Regions from separate parts of the Homo sapiens genome. Here region 2 is linked to region 1. Evidence: read pairs that join two places in POLR2A ChIA-PET (ENCODE). Cell type or tissue: endothelial cell of umbilical vein. All regions are shown on one strand. Links, peaks and the distances in the headings refer to the core of each region. The heading gives the core; the rest is flanking DNA.

Region 1 (10,770 bases), core at 3,738-8,737:
AAAGGGTTAGATTGGAGAGCACTGCCCAGGAGGCTAGAGGTATGTTAAGTCTTACTGTATGGGGAAAGGAGTGGAGGAAATCAGTGATCTGAGAACAGCTGGGCTCCTGCAGAACCTTGGATTTGTGATCTAAACACCTAAATTTTTTTGTCCCAACCACAGTCCTGACTTCACAACCTTTTGTATTCCCAATAAAAAGACTAAATGAAATGAAATGTCATCTCACTTTGAATGAGTTTTAACGTGATGGGGTTTCTGTCACTTTACTTCTCACAGGAGTTAACAGTTGTTATGGGGTGGCATATGAGTGTCCTCTGTCTTTTAGTACACTAAAACATTAATTGTTGTTATATGCACATACACTTACGGACTTTTTTGCATTTCATTTGTCTCTGCACTTGTTTGTATAAGGTTAAGAAGATTAGAAGAATAGCTAATGTTTACGCATTAAAAATACTCCTTGATTTTTTAGAAATATATGCAAGAGGCACGAAGTTTAGGAAAAAACCTGAGGCAACCCAAACTGTCAGACCTCTCTCCTGCAGTTATTGCACAGACCAACTGTAAATTCGTAGAAGGCTTATTAAAAGAATGTAGAATGAAGGTATGTATTATTCACTGATGCCAGACAGTGTGCATTCATGTTTACACCATGTGTGAGGCTAAGATGAACTGAGTTAACCCCCATTTAAGCATGTAATTTTGCTAGAAGAAAACTTTTACTGTGGCATTGACCTCATGTGCTCTTTACTCGGGTATTGAACCTCCATGGGTTCTTCATTCCCCACAGAATCAATGACATGAGAGCCTTCTACCATTTTTCTCACCTTTTCAGACATTGCTCTCCTCCTCACCAACATGAACGGATGTCTTAAGCCACTCATAATTTGCGTCAGGAATGTTGTCATCTTATGTGAAAGGCAACACTTTTGTGTCTGTGTATGCACCTGTGTACAACCTTATTTGTGCCTGTACATGGTTTTTGTCCCCATAAGGAAAAATACCTTAGCTGTGTTGTAGGTTTGTGTATATTGCACAACGTTCTCCTCTCAGAAACCTGTGTTTATTGGAGGTAGCAGTACAAATTGACAAAACTTAAAACATCATTTTAGCTAATGATTTTATTTATTTATTTGACAGTCATTTCTTGAGTACCTTCTCTGCATATTCAATAAATGTACTACTATTTTCAGCATCAGTATATAGTGGTGAATTAAAGTTCTTGCCTAAAAGAGCTAGATTCTCTCTCATTTTACATTTTATAAAAGCTACTAAGACTGATGCAAATTAACTTACATGAAACTGATTTCCATTTTCTTTCCATTTTTTGGTGCATGCTTGATGAACAAAGAAAAGATAAAAAAGGAGAAGTAAAGTCCTGGTTCATTCACAAATTAGAGTTCTCAAAAAATTTAGAGCTGCCCATTTGTATTCTGGTTTTTACCTAAGTGCAATCAAACTAAGTGCAAGAATCTTTAGTATGCTAAGATGCTGGGGCAGTGATAGGGCAAGTTGTGGTGGCAGGATGGGGTTCCATATTCTGACAGTACATTTTCTTTTTTTATTGTTTCTTGTTTTTTGAGACAGAGTCTCGCTCTATCACGCAGCGGGCTGGAGTGCAGTGGCATGTGATCTCAGCTCACTGCAACCTCTACCTCCTGGGTTCAAGCAATTCTTCTGCCTCAGCCTCCCAAATAACTGGGATTACAGGCGTGTGCCACTACTGCCCGGCTAACTTGTATTTTTAGTGGAGACAGGGTTTCACCATGTTGGCCAGGCTGGTCTCGAACTCCTGACCCCAGGTGATCCACTTGCCTGGGCCTCCCAAAGTGCTGGGATTACAGGTGTGAGCCACCATGCCCAGCCCTGACAGTACATTTTCTAAGTCTGCTGTAATTCCCCAATATCACAGAAGTTAATAATTTGACAACTGTTGTATATAAGCATCTTTTCAACATGGGGATGCCTTACAAATATTATCTTATATTCTCTTTAGTCACACTCCATTTTTCTGACAAAATAGTGACATATAAATTATATTAGTCCAGTTAGTTGAACATCAAGATTAAGAGATTTTTTTCCCAAGGTGATTACAAATCTGCAAATAGAAGTATAATGAAGGGAAACCAAGTCTCCTACTTTAGTAATTGACTTGTTGGTTTTTGGTTTCACTGCTGGGGTGCCTTATGACTACACGTGATATTCTTAGACAAAGCGCATGTTGGTGGAGAAGATGGGACATGAAGCGGTGGAACTTGGCCATGGAGAAGCAAACATCACCGGCCTGGAGGAGAACACCTTGATCGCCAGCCTTTGTGACCTGCTGGAGAGGATATGGAGCCATGGCTTGCAGGTCAAGCAGGTAACAGTTTTAGGAGGTCCTGGTGACATGGCCAGTTAAGAGCCCTGTTAAGAAATGTAACAAGGAGACAAATATGTCATTAAAAAAAAATAGGCTCTTTTGTCACAAGGGGACTAGAAAAATGCCACAGGCATTTTAATTTCAGAAAAAGAAAATATAACCCATGAGCAGGAGGTGGTTTGGGCTCTTTCCTGCTAAGCGGGAAAGGATGAAATAGCACATCATTGCAGAGGCTGTATCCCTAGTAAGTTCCATTAAATGTTTGCCTTTGTCACTGTCCAGAATTAACAGTTCCTTACCATTTTAAGTTATCTAATAATTCAGGGTGAAATCATTCAAATGGTCTCTTTGCTTTTGTCTCTCTAGTCTCCCTTTCTGATTTTTTTCTGATGTGTGCATGTTTCTTTCTTCTTCCCTTTTTCTCTTTCTCCTCTCACCTCGATTTTTTTCTCTTATCGCCACTCCATATATCCAAACATATTTTACATGTAGATGTACACAAGTACATTCTGTGCTGCTAGAGCATTTTAATTCCATGGTTACTAATGTAGCCCATGTAGACAGCCCTAATTACATACAACCAAGTAACAACCTAGCAGACATCAGAAATCTTCTGCCTGCCATGCTGGCCCTTTGCTTAGCTGCTTCCTTTTCCCAGGCTCTTGGTAGTCTTGTCAGTGAGGTACAGGATGACCTTTATGATACATGCAGAAGATGCTCAGAATGTCATACAACTAGGAATGAGTGAGCTTGGGTCACCAGACTTCTAAATGGCTATTGGAATATGAATGATTTGGATGAGAAATTATTTTTTGATGAATTATTTCTTATGAAATTTTTACACATCTTGTACTTTCAGGGGAAGTCGGCTTTGTGGTCACATTTAATTCAATTTCAGGACAGAGAAGAGAAACAAGAGCACCTTGCAGAATCACCAGGTATGACATCATTGGTAAAGAACTAGCAGCACTGGACTCTGAGAAGACTCAATACTATTTGGCCTTGTCTTGATCTCTTTCTCTCTCAAGCTAAAATTTACTCATTTTGCCAATAATGGGATAAAGTAGAAGGAGCAATATTACTTACTAACTGTGAGACCTGGGAAAAGTTACTTGCCCTTTCTGAAGTCCTGCTTCGTCATCTATAAAATAGGAAAAATGAGATTACCTAGGCTAGAACGGTCATGCTGATCAAATAAGGTATCATGTGAAAACCCCCAATGAATTGTAAATGGCCATACAAGGATACATTACTCTCACTAGCATTAGAATTTTTTTTTTTCTTACAAGTTTTATGCTAGGCACGGTGGCTCACACCTGTAATCCCACCACTTTAGGAGGCCAAGGTGGGCAGATCACCTGAGGTTAGGAGTTTGAGACCAGCCTGGCCAACACGGTGAAACCCCATCTCTACAAAAAATGCAAAAATTACCTGGGCGTGGTGGCAGGTGCCTGTAGTCCCAGCTACTGGGGAGGCTGAGGCAGGAGAATCGCTTGAACCCGGGAGGCAAAGGTTGCAGTGAGCCGAGAAGGCGCCACTGCACTACAGCCTGGGTGACAGAGCAAGACTCCATCTCAAAAAAAAAAAAAAAAGTTTTTATAACCATCATTAATGATCTTTCAGGGAGAAAATATGTACATATGTCTCAAAAATTTCAGGAGTTGAATCTCTCTTCAATTTATAGAAAATATAACATGTTAGAAGTGTCATAATTTTTTAGCTAATTATGTAGGATTTTTTAAGCTAAGTGTTCTACCTACTGTGTATTTTTCACAACAACACATGCTTTTCTTTATGTAAAATAACCATTTATTTCACAAAAAAGTAGAAGTAACTATGGGAAGCTAATTGAGATAAAATTGCTTTATACTGAATCAGCCATTTCGGAACCTTTTCAAAAAGTATGGATGACTTTGGACATTCAGAAATGTTTTAGATGGAGTCTCGATCTTGTCACCCAGGTTGGAGTACAGTGGTACGATCTCGGCTCACTGCAACCTCTGCCTCCCAGGTTCAAGTGATTCTCCTGCCTCAGCCTCCTGAGTAGCTGGGATTACAGGTGCATATCCCATGCCCGGCTATTTTTTTTTTTAATTTTTATTTTTGAGACACAGTCTCGCTGTGTCGCCCAGGCTGGAATGCAGTGGCGCGATCTCGGCTCACTGCAAGCTCCACCTCCCGGGTTCATGCCATTCTCCTGCCTCAGCCTCCCGAGTAGCTGGGACTACAGGTGCCCGTGAGCACGCCCAGCTATTTTTTTTTTTTTTTTTTGGATTTTTAGTAGAGACGGGGTTTCACTGTGTTAGCCAGGATGGTCTCGATTTCCTAACCTCGTGATCCACCCGCCTCGGCCTCCCAAAGTGCTGGGATTACAGGAGTGAGCCACCGTGCCTGACCTTAAAGACCCTTTTATTCATCCTAATTTCTTTTCCCTCACTGCCCCTAGAGGGCAACACTATCCTAAATGTAGTATTTATTGTTAGAAACCTAGTGTTTAAATGTATTTAATCAGACAGCTAGGAATATAAGCTGACTACATTGCCCTGGAGCTCCTGTAATCAGAATGCCAAGGTTCTGTTGTCCTTGGCTGTAACTATATTTATAAAGATTCAGATCAAGTTTAAAAGCATTCTCTAGTGTCCATCTTCTCTGCCAGTTTTTCTGTTAAAAAAATAGTAATGAGGCCAGGCATGTTGACTCAACGCCTGTAATCCCAACACTTTGGGAGGGCAAGGCAGGCGGATCACCTGAGATCAGGAGTTCAAGACCAGCCTGGTCAATATGGTGAAACCCTGTTTCTACTAAAAATTAAAAAAAATTAGCCGGGCATGGTGGTGGGCATCTGTAATCCCAGCTACTCAGGAGACTGAGTCAGGAGAATCGCTTGAACCTGGGAGGCAGAGGTTGCAGTGAGCCAAGATTGCGCCACTGCATGCCAGCCTGGGCAACAGAGCAAGACTCCTTCTCAGAAAAGATGTATATTTATAGGAATATGAAATATGTATTAAAACATCAGTTTAAATTGAAATCTCTCATTCTTAAGTAATAAGTTGTAATTATGCAAAAATTAAGTTTTTAAAATCTGGTTTTCCACCAAATACTTTTTTTGCCAATTATTAAGCTTCCTAATGAATGGCAATAAACAGTCTGCATTGTCATATTTAGGAAAGATCCTTAAAGATTTATGATGGGCTGGGCACGGTGGCTCATGCCTGTAATCCTAGCACTTTGGGAGGCCTAGGTGGATGGGTCACTTGAGATCAAGAGTTGGAGACCAGCCTGGCCAACATGATGAAACCCACTCTCTACTAAAAATACAAAAATTAGCCAGGCATGGGTGGCAGGTGTCTGTAATCCCAGCTACTCAGGAGGGTGAAGCAGGTGAATCGCTTGAACCTGGAAGATGGAGGTTGCATTGAGCCAAGACTGCTCCGCTGTACTCCAGCCTGGGCAATGAAGTGAGACTCCATGTCAAAAACAAAAAAAAATTTTGATGGGTTTGAACATTATTCTTACTAGCACTGAATCATGATGAGACTAGATGCTGGATTATTATCATGAGTCTTCAGAAGCAGCACTAAACAGGAGTCAGAGACATTTTAAGAGTTGCAGAGGAATGGAAAGATAGGGACCATAGTGGGTAGGCAGTATTAATTTTGATCTAGTGATCACTGCACCTAGTAGTTTGAAATCCTATTTCAGAGAAAGAAGTTCAGAATACAATTGGTCCTAGAACAAAGACTGTTCTTGACATATCACTCAAAAGTTTTAACCTTTAAATTCGTTGGGAGGACTGAGTGTGGTGGCTCATGCCTGTAATTCCAGCACTGTGGGAGCTCAAGGAGGACAAATTACTTGAGGCCAGAAGTTCAACACCAGCCTGGCCAACATGGTGAAACCCCGTCTCTACTAAAAATATAAAAGTCAGCCAGGTATGGTGGTGCACACCTGTAATCCCAACTATTCAGGAGGCTGAGGCATGAGTATCTCTTGAACCCAGGAGGCAGAGGTTGCAGTGAGCCAAGATCACGCCATTGCACTCCAGCTTGGGCAACAGAGCAAGATGCTGTCTCAAAAAAAAAAAAAAAATTGTTGGGAGGCTGGATATGGTGACCCAGTTCTGTAATCCCAACACTTTGGGAGGCCAAGGTGGAAGGATCACTTGAGCCCAGGAGTTTGAGACCAGCTGAGGTAACATAGTGAGACCCAGTCTCTACAAAAAAAATTTATTTTTCTTAATTAGCCAGGTATAGTGACACATGCTTGTGGTCCCAGATGCTTGGGAGGCTGAGGTGGGAGGATCACTTGAGCCCAGGGGGTTGAGGCTACAGTGAGTGCTGTGATCCCACCACTGCACTCTAGCTTGGGTGACAGAGCAAGACCCTGTCTCCAAAAAATAATAATAATAAATAAAAACGTTGAGCCAGTTCTTAAACTTTGCACCTTCAGACAAGGTTCTACTAAACTGGAAATGGATTTTGGCAGGGGGTAGGTGTAGAGCCCTTCCACTGAAGGGAGTGGAAATGCTGCCTTTTTTCCTTTTTTTTTTTTTTTTTTTTCTGAGATGGAGTTTCGCTCTTGTTGCCCAGGCTAGAGTGCAATGGCGCAGTCTTGGCTCACTGCAACCTCCACTTCCTGGGTTCAAGCGATTCTCCTGCCTCAGCCTCCTGAATAGCTGGGATTACAGGCGTGTGCCACCACACCTGGTGAATTTTTCTATTTTTAGTAGAAACAGAGTTCACCATGTTGGCCAGGCTGGTCTCAAACTCCTGACCTCAGGTGATCCACCCGCCTCAGCCTCCCAAAGTGCTGGGATTACAGGTGTAAGCCACTGTGCCTGGCCAGAAATGCTGCTTTTAAGTGGTTATTCTGGATCTAACCCAGGAATTTTGAGTCACTCTTCATCTTATCTTCATCAGAAATTATCTATTAATTACTTACCTACCTATAGACTGTACATGGTACTGTAGAAACATACAGTCCCTGCCCTCTACAAACGTGCTGTCTGTGCTACATTTATAAAATTCACCACTCCAAATAGAAAATAAATAAAATGTTTAACTTGTGTTCATTCTTTTTTTTTTTTTGGAGATGGAGTTTCGCTCGCTCTTGTTGCCAAGACTGGATGCAATGGCATGATTTCGGCCCACTGCAACCTCCCGAGTTCAAGAGATTCTCCTGCCTCTGCCTCCCAAGTAACTGGAATTACAGGCATGCGCCACCACATCTGGCTATTTTTGTAGTTTGATTCAGGCAGATGAGCAAATTCTCGTAGCCAAGAATTAAATCCATGAATCTTTATTTTGAAGGAGAAAGTGGCCTATTGTTTGAGTATTTTCAATTAAGAAATAGTAATGGAAGTATACATTTACATAGTTTATAAAATTCTCTTCTAGCTGGAGTAGGATTCATGGAAACCTTCTTAGATTTTAGGTCTCTAGATAAAAGAAGTGGTTCCATTTCCTAACCCCTAATTTGCCCTCTGCTCACAGGCTTTTAAACTCTTCTCTCCAGAGTCACTAATAAATTACTGCATTCATTTCCTAGGGCTGCCATAATAGAGTACCACAAACTGTGTGGTTTAAACAACAGGAATTGCCAGGCACACTGGCTCGCACATGTAATTCCAGCACTTTAGGAGGCCAAGGTGGGAGGATTCCTTGAGCCAGGCGTTTGAGACCAGCCTGGGCAACATAGTGAGACCCCCATCTCTATTATTTAAAATGAAGTTTCTCACTTGTTCTCTAGTTTAAGAGGCATGATTACTTCTGGTTGTCGTGTCTCCCTCTAGCCAACTTGTTAATTATGGTTTCAACTCCCCTTTTTTCCTCTGTCAACCTATTTCTTACCGCCTGTGTGGCCATCTTTCATTCTGTCTAATCATCTGGAGTGTAGAGGCCTTCTCTGAGCCATCTCACTTTGTCCTCAAAAAGAAAGCTGTGGCCGGGTGTGATGGCTCATGCCTATAATCCCAGCACTTTGGGAGGCCGAGGCAGGCAGATCGCTTGAGTCCAAGAGTTTGAGTCCAGCCTGGGCAACATAAACATAGAGACAAAACCCCGTCTCTACAAAAAAAAAACACACAAAAATTAGCCAGGTGTGGTGGCATGCACCTGTAATCCCAGCTATCAAGAAGCTGAGGTTGGAGGATCGCTTAGCCCGGAGGTGGAGGCTGCAGTGAGCCGAGATCATGCCACTGCACTCCAGCCTGGGCGACAAGAGTGAGACCCTATCTCAAAAAAAAAAAAAAAAGAAAAGAAAAAAAGATATGCTTTCTTTAATAACATGTAACACATTCCCTGCAAGTCTGGAACAATTTCTTCAGCATTTATTACCTCTTGGGTGTCAAGATGAATGGGTCTAGTGCCCCATTGAAACTCCCTCCCAAAATCGCCACAACAAATGTCCTATTTATCATCCACATGGTATGGAAGGCCCTTGAAAGTAGTGCTTTTAGATTGGACTGGCCACAACCTCTTCCTTCTGGCAACCCCATCAGTACTCATTTATACCTGCTAGTGTCAAAAGCATAGGGATCCGAATACACCAAAATGTTCCCTATCTTCCTTTAGTGCCAACTTCATATATATTTATGTGTTTTGGTATTGTATCCCAGCCCCCCAAAGTAGAATGAATCTAAAACCTGAGAAAATGGCAGGTTTAATATACAGCAAAAATTCACATTCTAAGTTCTACTTATATAGGTGTATTTGCTGAGTATGATGTTGGAATTTCATTTTTATTTATAGATGGGAAGATAGAAATGAAAGGCCTAAACTCCATGGCATCTCATTGAGCACGAGACCAAACACTGCAACTACAATATATTAGCCAATAGATGTTTGCTTAGCCGTTGCTATATGAGAATAATCTTTCTTCTTTCATACATAAGAGACAAAACCCCGTCTCTACAAAAAATACAAAAATTAGCCAGGTGTGGTGGCACGCACCTGTAATCCCATAATTGTTAGCTTTCATAAATGTTAGCTATTCTTAAATAAATGTTAGCTATTCAGGCTTCATAAGAGAATACTCATGGACATTATACTTAGTGTCTATTTAGATTACTCACTTTGCATGCTGTAATTACTGTAGTTTGGACTCTGAACTTTAAGGTAGAAACTTATCAGATTGAAGAGTCCGAAATCTTAGATTTTTTTTTTTTTTTTTTTTTTTTTGAGACAGAGTCTTGCTCTGTCACCCAGGCTGGAGTGCAGTGGCATGATCTTGGCTCACTGCAAACTCTGCATCCCGGGTTCATGCCATTGTCTTGCCTCAGCCTCCCGAGTAGCTGGGACTACAGGCGCCCACCACCACGCCCAGCTAATTTTTTGTATTTTTTAGTAGAGATGGGGTTTCACCGTGTTAGCCAGGGTGGTCTCGATCTCCTGACCTCATGATCCGCCCGCCTCGGCCTCCCAAAGTGCTGGGATTACAGGTGTGAGCCACAGCGCCTGGCCTTTTTTTTTTTTTTTCAGAGACAGTCTCATTCTGTTGCCCAGGCTGGAGTGCAGTGGTGGGCTCAGATGATCCTCCCAACCTCAGCCTCCCAAGCAACTGGTGCTACAGGTGAACACCACCATGCTCAGCTGATTTAAAAAAAAAAAAAAAAGCTAATTAAAAAAAAAAAGACATATATATATTTAGCTTCCCATTGTCCAAACCCATATAATTATTTGCAAAAACGGGGTCTTTCTGTGTAGTCCAGGCTGGTCTCCCTATGTTTCCCAGGCTGGTCTTGAACTCCTGGGCTCAAGTAATCCTCCTGCCTTGGCCTCCCAAAGTGTTGGGATTACAGGAGTGAGCCACCGTACACAGCTTAGATTTTTTTTCAAACACTCAAGAGTTTAATTGTGTGACTTCAGTTCATGAGCCCAGAGATGTTTCACATTTTTTAGTAGCTTAATTTATATACATTGCTTTCATGTGTAATTATCTAGAGCTATTAGAACAAGTAACTAGAAAGTAACTGGCCAGGCATGGTGGCTAACACCTGTAATCCCAGCACTTTGGGAGGCCAAGGCGGGCAGATCACTTGAGTTAAGGAGTTCGAGACCAGCTGGCCAACATGGTGAAACCCCGTCTCTACTAAAAAATACAAAAATTAGCTGGGCGTGGTGGCGCACTCCTGTAGTCCCAGCTACTCGGGAGGCTGAGGCATGAGAATTGCTTGAACTCAGGAGGCGGAGGTTGCAGTGAGCCAAGATCACGCCACTGCACTTCAGCCTGGCAACAGAGCAACAGAGCAAGACTATATTTAAAAAAAAAAATACAAAAAAAAGTGCCTGGTCCTTATGGCCAAAATTTGTACACATTGCATTGTTTGCTAGGTAGTCTTTTGTGATTCATTTAAAATTTCCAAAAGCAGTTCCAGATTACATAGAAAGAAAATAGCTGGGTCTGGGCAC
Region 2 (10,770 bases), core at 2,121-7,120, 160 kb before region 1:
AGTAGCTGGGATTACAGGCACACGCCACCACACCTGGCTACTTTTTGTATTTTTAGTAGAGATGGGGTTTCACCATGTTGATCACGCTTATCTAAAACTCCTGACCTTGTGATCCACCCACCTTGGCCTCCCAAAGTGCTGGGATTACAGGCGTGAGCCACCACGCCTGGCCTGTTTTCTCTTTTGTACACAGGAGGAAACTGAGTCTAGAGAATGAATACTTTACTTCAGTTCCTATAATAAGTAAGAAGCCTGGATTGAAGATCTGTCTGACATAATTCATCCATACCCATAACATCCATACCCATAACCACTATATTTGCTGTCTCCCTAGTAACATATGCTGTATCATACAGATTGTAAAATCTACCAGAATATAGATCCCAAATGGGTAACCTTATCGTCAAGTGAAATTATCTTCTTATTCCTCTATATGGGAAAGATATTAAAGGCGACACTATCGGGCAGGCCTTTATGACCTGACCTAGCTTGTTTCTTCTTTGGTCAGCACTAGTAATTTCTCTTGCATGCATTTCCTCATTCATTCATCACAGATTTAGATTTAGAAGATTATATATTTAATGATATTTTTGCTTTTGTCAATGAATATTTTTAAAGATAAGGTGTTACTGTATAAAGGCTTTTACTATGAAATATACCACTTTTAACTTTTTAAAAAACCTCTTTGCTCTTCTTACTGGGTTTTATCATTTCTTAGCATAAATAATTTGTCATTAGGTGAGTTTATAGTTTTTTAAAGGAATGTATGAATGCTTGTGAAACCATAGCTGGCAGGGCAGTGAGTACAGCAGTTAGAGCTGAATGCACAGTCAGAAGCTGAGATTCCATTCCTGGCCTGTCACTTATGACAGCCGCAGGCATCAGTGTTCTCGTCTGTCTTGAAAAGGGTTAAATGAGATGAATGATTTCTAACTACCACCCTTGGGGCCTGAAATTGTTTTTGAGTAAAAAAACTAAGTTTATCTGTTAAAAAAAAATTAATCCTAAATGTCATAGAACAAGAGGACGAGTACACACCACATGTATAGTCAGCCCTCCATGTGTGTGGGTTCCACATCTGTGGATTAAACCATCATCAAATTGAAAATACAGTGTTCCAAAAAAAATAAAAACCAAAAATTGTGGTTGCATGTACGTGTTTTTTGTTCTCGCTATTGTTCCCTAAACAATACAGCATAACAACCATTTACATGGAATTTGCATCGTACTGAGTATTATAACTAACCAGGAGGTGACTTAAAGTGTACGGGAGAATGTGCGTATGTTATCTGTACGTACTACACGATTTTATGTAAGGGGCTTGAGCATCCTGGGAGTCTTGGAACCAATCCCACACAGATACTGAGGGATAACTATACCACATGAGGAGCGATTAAGTAATTAGAAAATCAGCCACCAGGAAAGGGAGAAAATCAATTAGTTTATACAGTTCCCTTTCCAGAAAAGCTACTTTTTTTTTTTTTTTTTTTGAGACAGAGTTTCCCTGTTGTTGCCCAGGCTGGAGGGCAATGGTGTGATCTCGGCTCACCGCAGCCAGCGCCTCCCAGGTTCAAGCGATTCACCTGCCTCAGCTTCCCGAATAGCTGGGATTACAGGCATGTGCCACCATGTCCCTCTAATTTTTTTTTGTATTTTTAGTAGAGACGGAGTTTCACCATGTTGGTCAGGCTGGTCTCGGGCTCCCGACCTCAGGTGATCTGCCCGCCTCGGCCTCCCAAAGTGCTAGGATTACAGGCCACTGTGCCTGGCCGAAAGCTACAATTTTTAAGAAGCATTTTGAAATCTTAATGTCAATTAATGGACTCCCAATTATTATCTACATGGACTTTTAAGGACCCAGGGGTTCCTGTTTGAAATTACTGTACTAATCTCTAGATTATTACTGTAGTATGGATGATACTGCCAGTTCCCAAATATAGTCATTGAGATCTTAGAATAATTTTTTTCTACTTAAAATTCTCTAATAACTTCCTTTGTATTTAGAATAAGATTCAAACTTTTAGGTATTTGTTTATAACAAATAAATATTACATTTATTTGTTTATTTATAACAAGAGTGAGACAGGGTCTTGCTCTGTTGTCCAGGCTGGAGTGCAATACTTCAATCACAGCTCACTGCAGCCTCAACCTCCTAGGCTCAAGTGATCCTCCTACCTCAGCCTCCCAAGTAGCTTGGACTGTAGGTGTGCACCACTATGCCTGACTGATTAAAAAAATTTTTTTTGTAGAGATGGGGTCTGTGTTGCCCAGGGTGGTCTTGAACTCCTGGGCTCAAGGGATCCGCCCATCTTGGCCTCTCAAAGTGCTGGGATTACAGGGGTGAGCCACTATGCCTGGCCTATGTGTGGATTTTAAAAACTCTAAAATGGACCAGGCGCGGTGGCTTAGCCCTATAATCCCAGCACTTTGGGTGGCCGAGACGGGTGGATCACTTGAAGTCAGGAGTTTGTGAGCATGCTCACCAACATGGCGGAACTCTGTCTCTACTAGAAATACAAAAATTAGCTGGGCGTGGTGGTGTTTGCCTGTAATCCCAGCTACTCGGGAGGCTGAGGCACGAGAATCGCTTGAACCCAGGATGTCAAGGTTGCAGTGAGCTGAGATTGCGCTGCTGCACTCCAGCCTGGTTAACAGAGTGAGACCCTGTCTCAAAAATTAAAAATAAAATAAAATAAATAAAAACAGTAAAATGGAAGCTAGAGTTTTCTTAAAAATGAGAAGCTTGAGATTGATGAAAAAGCAAGATAATGGATAAATGATTTCTAAAAAAAGGTATCTAACAGCTTTGTGAAGGGCTAATAAAATTTCTTTCAACTATAAAATGTATTAGCCTATTCCTTTCCTCTTCAAATAAGATACGGTAAATAAAATTAACCATTTTTACCAGGTATATGCAAGCAAGCATGCAGGTACCAACAAGGCTTTGATTTTTTTTTAAGCAAACATGTCTTATTTATTTATAAACTAGTGCCAAGTGATGAGCATGTAAATGATGGGCAGTATTTATGAAATTTCAGAAAGTGGTTGTACTAAAGAGCACTTGTAGCTTCAGTTGTGGTTTTAAAGGAATATCTTAGGAAACTGCATTTACAGATTTGTTCTTCATGGCACCTACATCAGCTTTGGGCACAGTCAGTCAGTACAGTTCTCTTTGTTTCAATAAAGTTTAATCCTATATATATATTTTTTTATATATATTTTTTTCTGTTTATACTCTCCTATTGTGCTTTACAATGCACTGTTCTACCTAAGGCTTGACTTTTTAAGATGGCACCATGTAAGGTCCTCTTGGCCAGAGATTCCAAAAATTTTTGATATGGGACTGTCTTTCCCCATTACTCTTCTCTCTTCTCTCTTCTCTCCTCCCTCCCTCCCTCCCTCCTTCCTTCCTTCCTCCCTTCCTCCCTCTCTCCCTTCCCTCCCCTCCCCTCCCCTTCCCTCTTTCTCTCACTCTTTCTCTCTTTCTCCTTTTCTTTCTCAGAATCTCGCTGTGTCTCAAAAAAATAAATAAATAAATAAATAAACCCAGGCTAGAGTGCAGTGGCGCAATCTCGCCTCATTGCAGTATCTGCCTCCTGGGTTCAAGTGATTCTCCTGCCTCAGCCTCCCAAGTAGCTGGGACTACAGGCACTCGCCACCAAGCCTGGCTCATTTTTGTATTTTTAGTAGAGAAGGGGTTTCAGCTTGTTGGCCAGGCTGGCTTCAAACTCCTGGCTTCAGGTGATCACCCCCCTCGGCTACCCAAAGTGCTGGGATTACAGGCATGAGCCACTGCGCCTGGCCTCCATTACTTTTCAAACAAAATGCAGCGATGACTGGTTGAGTGTGAGGAGGTAAGAACTCAGAATTCTAGGAATGAAAGTATTAGTATTTTATCTGCTGCTGAGACAGCACATCCTGAGGATAGAAGAGGCCGCAAGATTAGCTTTCTCAGATGTTCTGCACCTTTTCCAAGAATCTATGACTTTACTAACTTTATTTGAAATTAACTCTTGTAACTATTTTTACTAACATGGGTTTCTTGGGTTACCTTTTATTTTTCTGTTAGAAACTTGTGTATATCACTCATGCAGAAAGCTAATTTTGAAATAATGCTTTATTTAAATGACTTTCAAAGATATGTGCTAGCATTATTAAGTCAGAAGTAATCCCAGGAAGTCACCCTTATTCTATGATGCTATGAAAATAGCTAACATTTATGAGGCATGAACTGTGGTTGGTGATTTATAAACGCTAATTCTCACAATAACTTGAAAATATGACTTTTCTCATTTGATAGATGAGAAGGATGACATTCAGTGAGTTGCCCAAAGACAGGAAAGGCCATAGCTTGGATTCCATCCCAGGCTGTCTGGCTGCAAACTAGCCTTTTTTCCTACGCCCTGCTGCCCCTCTGAGTCCTTCAGACCAGCTGTCCTCAACTGCTGGGTGGTGACACATTAATGGGCCTACTGTTCATGAGCTAGGTCACAAGTAATTATTAACAGTAGTAGACATACTGAGGTTATGATATATATTTTAAAATAAGTGGAATGGATTCAAGGTCTTCCCTCTAATGATATTATTTTTATTCAGTTCCATTCCTGTATGCTTTTACTGGGTGGGAGAGAAAGGTGGCATTATATGCATCAAACCAGTAATTGTGCATAGCCCCATACATAATGGGAAATCTATTTTATGCTACTGGTAAGCTACCGTTACTGATGAGCTATGAATAGTTTCCACATATTAATAAAGCCTTTTAGGAATATCACTGCAGAAGTAGTCAGTCTGTTTGCTTTACTTTCCTCTAGAAAACTATTTTGTGCATTATCTGAGGACACCCATGGGAGTGTGTGTCTCAACACTTTTGCTGATCTGGATTGTTTCTAGATACTTTTCTCAATTATACAATGTGACAGTGTTTTGGAAAGAGTATTTATAAATTACAATAAAAAATGATCCAAAAGGTGATCTGAGCTAAAGACGAACAAACAAAAATGTGATGGAGTTAATAATGTTAGGGTTGTAGTTTTTTTTTTTTTTTTTTTTTTTTTGAGACAGCGTCCCACTTTGTCCCCCAGGCTGGAGTGCAGTGGCATGATCTTGGCTCACTTCAGTCTCCACTTTCTGGGCTTACGCAGTACTCCTGCCTCAGTCCCCCAAATAGCTGGGACTATAGGTGTGTGTGCTACCACGCCTGGCTAATTTTTGTATTTTTTGTAGAGATGGGGTTTCACTATGTTGCCGAAGCTGGTCTCGAACTCCAGAGCTCAAGCTATCAGTCTGCCTCGGCCTCCTAAAGTGCTTAGGTTTACAGGCGTGAGCCACTGCACTGGACCCTGTAGAATTTTTTCATTCAGTTCTGCTGTGAAGACTGAAGTGCTGAATCCTTAAATATAGTTTGTGGACCTCTAGATTTTAAACTGTGAAACCCAGTTTAAAGATTTTTTTTTTTTTTTTTTTTTTTTTTGAGACAGAGTCTCGTTCTGTCGCCCAGGCTGGAGTACAGTGGCGCAATCTCAGCTCACTGCAAGCTCTGCCTCCCAGGTTCACGCCGTTCTCCTGTCTCAGCCTCCTGAGTAGCTGGGACTACAGGCGCCCGCCACCACGCCTGGCTAATTTTTTGTATTTTTTAGTAGAGACGGGGTTTCACCATGTTAGCCAGGAAGGTCTCGATCTCCTGACCTCGTGATCTGCCTGCCTCGGCCTCCCAAAGTGCTGGGATTACAGGCGTGAGCCACCGTGCCCGGCCTAAAGATATTTTTAAGTTTAAATATTTTTAAGTTTAAATCTATTTTTATAGATTCCCAGAGACCTTCTGATGAAAATCCACTTAATTTTGCTTAATTTTTTCCTGTCCATGCCTGGAGAATCCAGGTTTCTGCTTTGTAGACTATATTTTCTTGCCCCTCCCTTCTCTTCCTCTTTTCTAGTACAACATACTCTGTCATTTATTTAAACAGGAAATTATCCTATAGTTTGAGAAAACATCAATGTAGAAGTGATAATGTAAATTAAGTAAATTTCTGATCATCTTAATTCCTCAGTACAGCTTGACACAAGATTGCTCATAGACCAGGCTTTTGTACTTTTTTTCTCTAATCCCTTCTTCAAAGATCACCCTTATTTTCACCTTGGTCCTCATGATGCCACCTCTTATTGCTCTTTTGGTTGTCCCTTTTTGAGAAAAACCTGTAGAAGAAGAAATATTCTTTTGACAAAAAAGTTCTTGTATCATTATGTAAAACCTCATAGTGAAAAAGCTCGCTCTTTTTTTTTTTAGAAATAAGGTCTCACTCTGCTGCCCAGGCTGGAGTGCAGTGGTGTGATCATAGCTCACTGCAGGCTTGATCTCCCAAACTCCTGGGCTCAAGTGATCCTCCTGCCTCAACCTCCTGAGAAGCTGAGACCACGGCTGTGCGCCACCATGACCAGCTAATTAAAAAAAACATTTTTTTTTTGTAGAGATGGGTTCTTGCTTTATTGCTCAAGCTGGTCTCGAACTCCTGACTTCAAGTAATCCTCCCTCCTCATCCTACAAAAGTGCTGGGATTATAGGTGTGAGCCACCACGCCTGACCTGAAAAAACTCTTGGAAATGTCTGTCTGAATCTTCCATTTACCTTCATTTCTAGCAGAAACTGGGAAATTTCTTTTTTTCTTTTTTCTTTTCTTTCTCTCTTTTCTCTGTCTCTTTCTTATCTTTCATTATTATTACTTTTTTTTGAGATGGTGTGTTGCTCTGTCTCCCAGGCTGGAGTGCAGTGGCATGATCACGGCTCACTGCAACACACTCTGTCTCCCGGGTTCAAGCGATTCTGATGCCTCAGCCTCCCGATTAGCTGGGATTACAGGCGTCTGCCACTACGCTTGGCTAATTTTTGTATTTTTTAGTAGAGACAGAGTTTCACCATGTTGGCCAGACTGGTCTGGAACTCCTGACCTCAAATGATCCACTCACCTTGGCCTCTTAAAATGCTGGGATTACAGGTGTGAGCCCCTGTGCGCGCGGCCTCATTCTTCTTTTTTTTTTTTTTTTTGGAGACAGAGCCTTGCTCTGTCACACGGGCTGGAGTGCAGTGGCACAGTCATAGCTCACTGTAACCTCAACCTCCCTGGCTCAAGCAGTCCTTCCACTTCAGCCTCTTGAGTAGCTGGGACTACAGGCATGTGCCACCATGCCTGGTTAACTTTTTTCTTTCTTTCTTTCTGTTTTTTGAGACAGTCTTGCTCTGTCTCCCAGGCTGGAGTGCAGTGGCGTGATCTTGGCTCACTGCAACCTCCGCCTCCCGTGTTCAAGTAATTCTCATGCCTCAGCCTCCCAAGTAGCTGATATTACAGGCATGTACCACCGTGCCCTGCTATGTGCCTGGTTAATTTTTAAATTTTTTTGTAGACATGGGGTCACACTGTGTTGCCCAGGCTGTCTCGAACTCCTGGACTCAAGCTATCCTGCCTGGGCCTCCCAAAGTGCTGGAATTACAGGTGTGAGCCACCACATCCAGCCTGAAACTGGGCAATTTCTTATATCTCACATCTTTTCGGGTTTAGTACCTTTTATTTCCAGTATCTGTTCAGTTTTCTTCCTCTTCCTTCTCTTGTGGTCCTTTGAGAAAACAGGGACAATCTGCTAGTCTAAGGATATTCTTTCTAGATATTAAATTTATATCAATTTTTTATTGCTGTAGATCAGGACTAAAACAGCAAAAAGGAATTGTTTCCTTTGGGCAGAGATGTGACTTGCTTTTGAAGGGGGAAGTGGGTAGTCACAATCTACTCTTACGTAATTCCCTGATGTAGTCCTCCTTTGTTACAAGAATCAGCACCAACATTATCAATTGGAATTCTATGAGAATGACATACTAACTTTAATAAGAATACATTGAGCAGTAGGAATTTATGGCTGGTTATAGGTTTAAAGCTTGTAGGTGATTTACTTTTAGAACCACAGTGTTTTCTATTTTTAGGTTAAGTTATCCTCAACTTCAACTCTAACTTTTAAGGAAATATAAATGGCTGGGGTAACAAGATAACAGATTGTTTAAAACTATTTCCTATCTCCTGTCTCAAGTGTATGTATTTTCTTAATAAATAAACTTTTGTCAGGATTTCAAAATATTCTTGCTCAGCTCGAGGAAAATGAACTTTCACACTGGACTTAACTTGTTTTGTGCCATTGTTCACCAGAACAATGACTGTGATTTCACAGTTAAAACACAGGCATTGGTACCCTTGAGGTGACTATGTGAAAATAGGTTATTTTGTTTGGTCATTCTCACTCCTGTCTGGCAGTGCTTCATTTTTTCACTGGCAGCTCTAGCTACAATCTGATTTTAATTAAATATGTGAAAGCTGTGTGTACTAGAATGTAAAATCTTGTATATTCTTCATAGTGAAGGACTGACAGGACCCGTTTACAGTGAACCACTTGTAAATCATCTTGTTTCTGGTGGATGGGGCCAATGGGGAAATAATTAAAGTATTGAGTGTATGGAGAGGATAGAAGTTGGTAGAAAACAAAAACTTAAGAACCATACTGGTGATTCCAAAATTCCCCCTCCACCTCCCTTTTATTATTTTATTTTTTATTTTGAGGCAGAGTCTCGCTCTGTCACCCAGGCTGGAGTGCGGTGACGCAATCTCAGCTCACTGCAACCTCCGCCTCCCAGGTTCAAGCGATTCTTCTGCCTCAGCCTCTCGAGTAGCTGGGACTACAGGCATGCACCAGCATGCCCAGCTAACTTTTGTATTTTTAGTAGAGACAGGGTTTTGCTGTGTTGCCCAGGTTGGTCTCGAACTCCAGACTTCAAGAGCTCCACCCGCCTTGGCCTCCCAAAGTGCTGGGATTACAGGGAGCCACCGCGCCTGGCCACCTCCCTTTTAAATTATTATTATTATTATTATTATTATTATTTTTTAGAGACAGGGTCTCATTCTCTCACCCATGCTGGAGTGCAGTGGCGCGATCACAGCTCACTGCAGCCTCGATCTCCCGGGCTCAAGTGGTTCTCTTGCCTCAGCCTTCCGAGTAGCTGGGACCACAGGCACATGCCACCACACCTGGCTAATTTTTTTTTTTATTTTTGTAGAGACAAGATCTCACCGTGTTGTCCAGGCTAGTCTCAAATGGTCCTTGCCTCAAATGGTTCTTCCACCTTGGCCTCCCACTGTTGGGATTTCAGGCATGAGCCACTGTGCCTTTTTTTTTTTTTTTAAGAGATAAAGAGTCTCCCTTTGTTGCCCAGAATGGAGCACAGTGGCTATTAACAGGCCATCATAGCTCACTACAGCCTCAACCTCCTGGGCTCAAGGGATCTTCCTGCCTCAGCCTCCTGGGATAGCTGGGACTAATGGCGTGCACCACGGTGCCTGGCCAGAATTCTCTTTATCTCTTTGATACCTCTATCACCCTCTCTGCCACTTAGAACACAAAATTTGTGGTTAGAGTAGAAGTGGTAGAGGGATAGCCAGCAAATGCCCTAGACCCCAGAGCTTCTGTAGATTTAATTGTCCATTGAAGAATCATGGAGTCATTATAAGAGTCTCTTGCACAAGTGTTGAGCCTACTTAATGAATATTGAACGAAATTACATTCACTTTTCCCTGGAATGAAATCTCTAAGCAAGAGTAAAAATTTAGCTTTTTCTGAATGTGAACATAAGGCCATGAAGTAGACATACCTTGTTGAATCATTATGGGGCAGAGGCCCAGATATGAAATGTCTGTTGACATGTATGCACATTCAGTATTTATTTCAGTGCCTTATTGAACTCTATTGAATAGGTCAGGTGACAGCTTTTATCTGAACATCAGTCTTTGAGGGACAGTTGAAGCACTGGTATATGTGTGAGCGAGAGATTGGTGTTTTTTTCAAATGTAGAAGAGGTAACTTCTTACATTTTTTGCTCTTAAAAGTATATTATTTCATAATATTCAAATTTGCCTTGGGATTTAAAGTATAAATTGTCATTTTAGTAACACAATTGAATATTTTTTAATATCTCTGAACTAATGAGATACAGTTTTCTTTCAAGTGTGGGAACTATTTTGTACCCTGTTCCCTGACCTCTGCCTTTTGACCCTGTCACTTTGTGATGAGATTATAGATAGGCCTTTGAGCTTTTCTCCAGTCTGCTCAGGTTTCCTTACACAGCAACATATAAAGCTTTAAGGTCCTTTAAAAGATGCTCTTAGAATTAAAGAGAACATTCAGATTTAATTGGCATGAGTTTCGTAAATATTTTTTCTTTAAAAAGTCTTTTTCTTCCTTAATGCTTTCCTGTCCCCCAAATCTATTTAATTATGTTTTCTAAAATGGTATATTTCGGGAGAGGCTAACAATTAGAGCTTTCTAGGATAAGGAAATCCAAGAGAGATTCAACTGTTTATTCCCTATTTGTTGTCTCTAGGTATGAGAAGTTAAAATCCAGAATTAGAGGGTGTCATACAAGAGCAGGAGATTTTTTTCAGAGAGAATCAGTGCTTTAACCTTCTTATAATAAGCACTTTTTAGATAACACCTTTTAGATACTTTTTCAGATGCCTAAAATAGAGTAGGAAGAGAAACAAGGACAGAGAAAAGGAGACTGATTTCATTGGCTATGTGTTAATAACTCGTGAGTTTTTTTTTTTTTTTTTTTTTGAGAAAGAGTAAAATTAGTGACAAAAATAAGGGCTTGGGGATTTGATATTTATTTTGTTATTGTTTTACATCCTATCTTCAAGATTATCCAGAAAATTAAGTATTTGCTTTGTTTCAGACATTTTT

The links. ChIA-PET counts read pairs that join two places held together with the same protein. Peaks named below come from ENCODE experiments on the same cell type or tissue, not always from the same donor. Only the 100,000 strongest peaks of a DNase experiment are listed, where the experiment ranks them.
Region 2: POLR2A ChIA-PET joins it to region 1 with 8 read pairs; 4 of 35 experiments call an interaction of 5 or more read pairs at or near these places.

The regions. Positions count from the first base shown.
Region 1 is chr12:31,416,127-31,426,896 of GRCh38, reverse strand. It overlaps DENND5B (DENN domain containing 5B), which reads left to right. Exons shown (of 21, transcript NM_144973.4): 9 at 473-604; 10 at 2,210-2,362; 11 at 3,222-3,300. Among named protein-coding and RNA genes, the nearest start is that of LINC02387, 52 kb to the right of the region's middle. In endothelial cell of umbilical vein, for the core only: no CTCF peak of the experiment used is centred there; no DNase peak of the experiment used is centred there.
Region 2 is chr12:31,572,414-31,583,183 of GRCh38, reverse strand. The region is part of intron 1 of DENND5B (DENN domain containing 5B); the gene reads left to right. Among named protein-coding and RNA genes, the nearest start is that of DENND5B-AS1, 12 kb to the left of the region's middle. RefSeq lists a silencer at 7,783-7,983. In endothelial cell of umbilical vein, for the core only: no CTCF peak of the experiment used is centred there; a DNase peak (open chromatin) is centred at 4,373.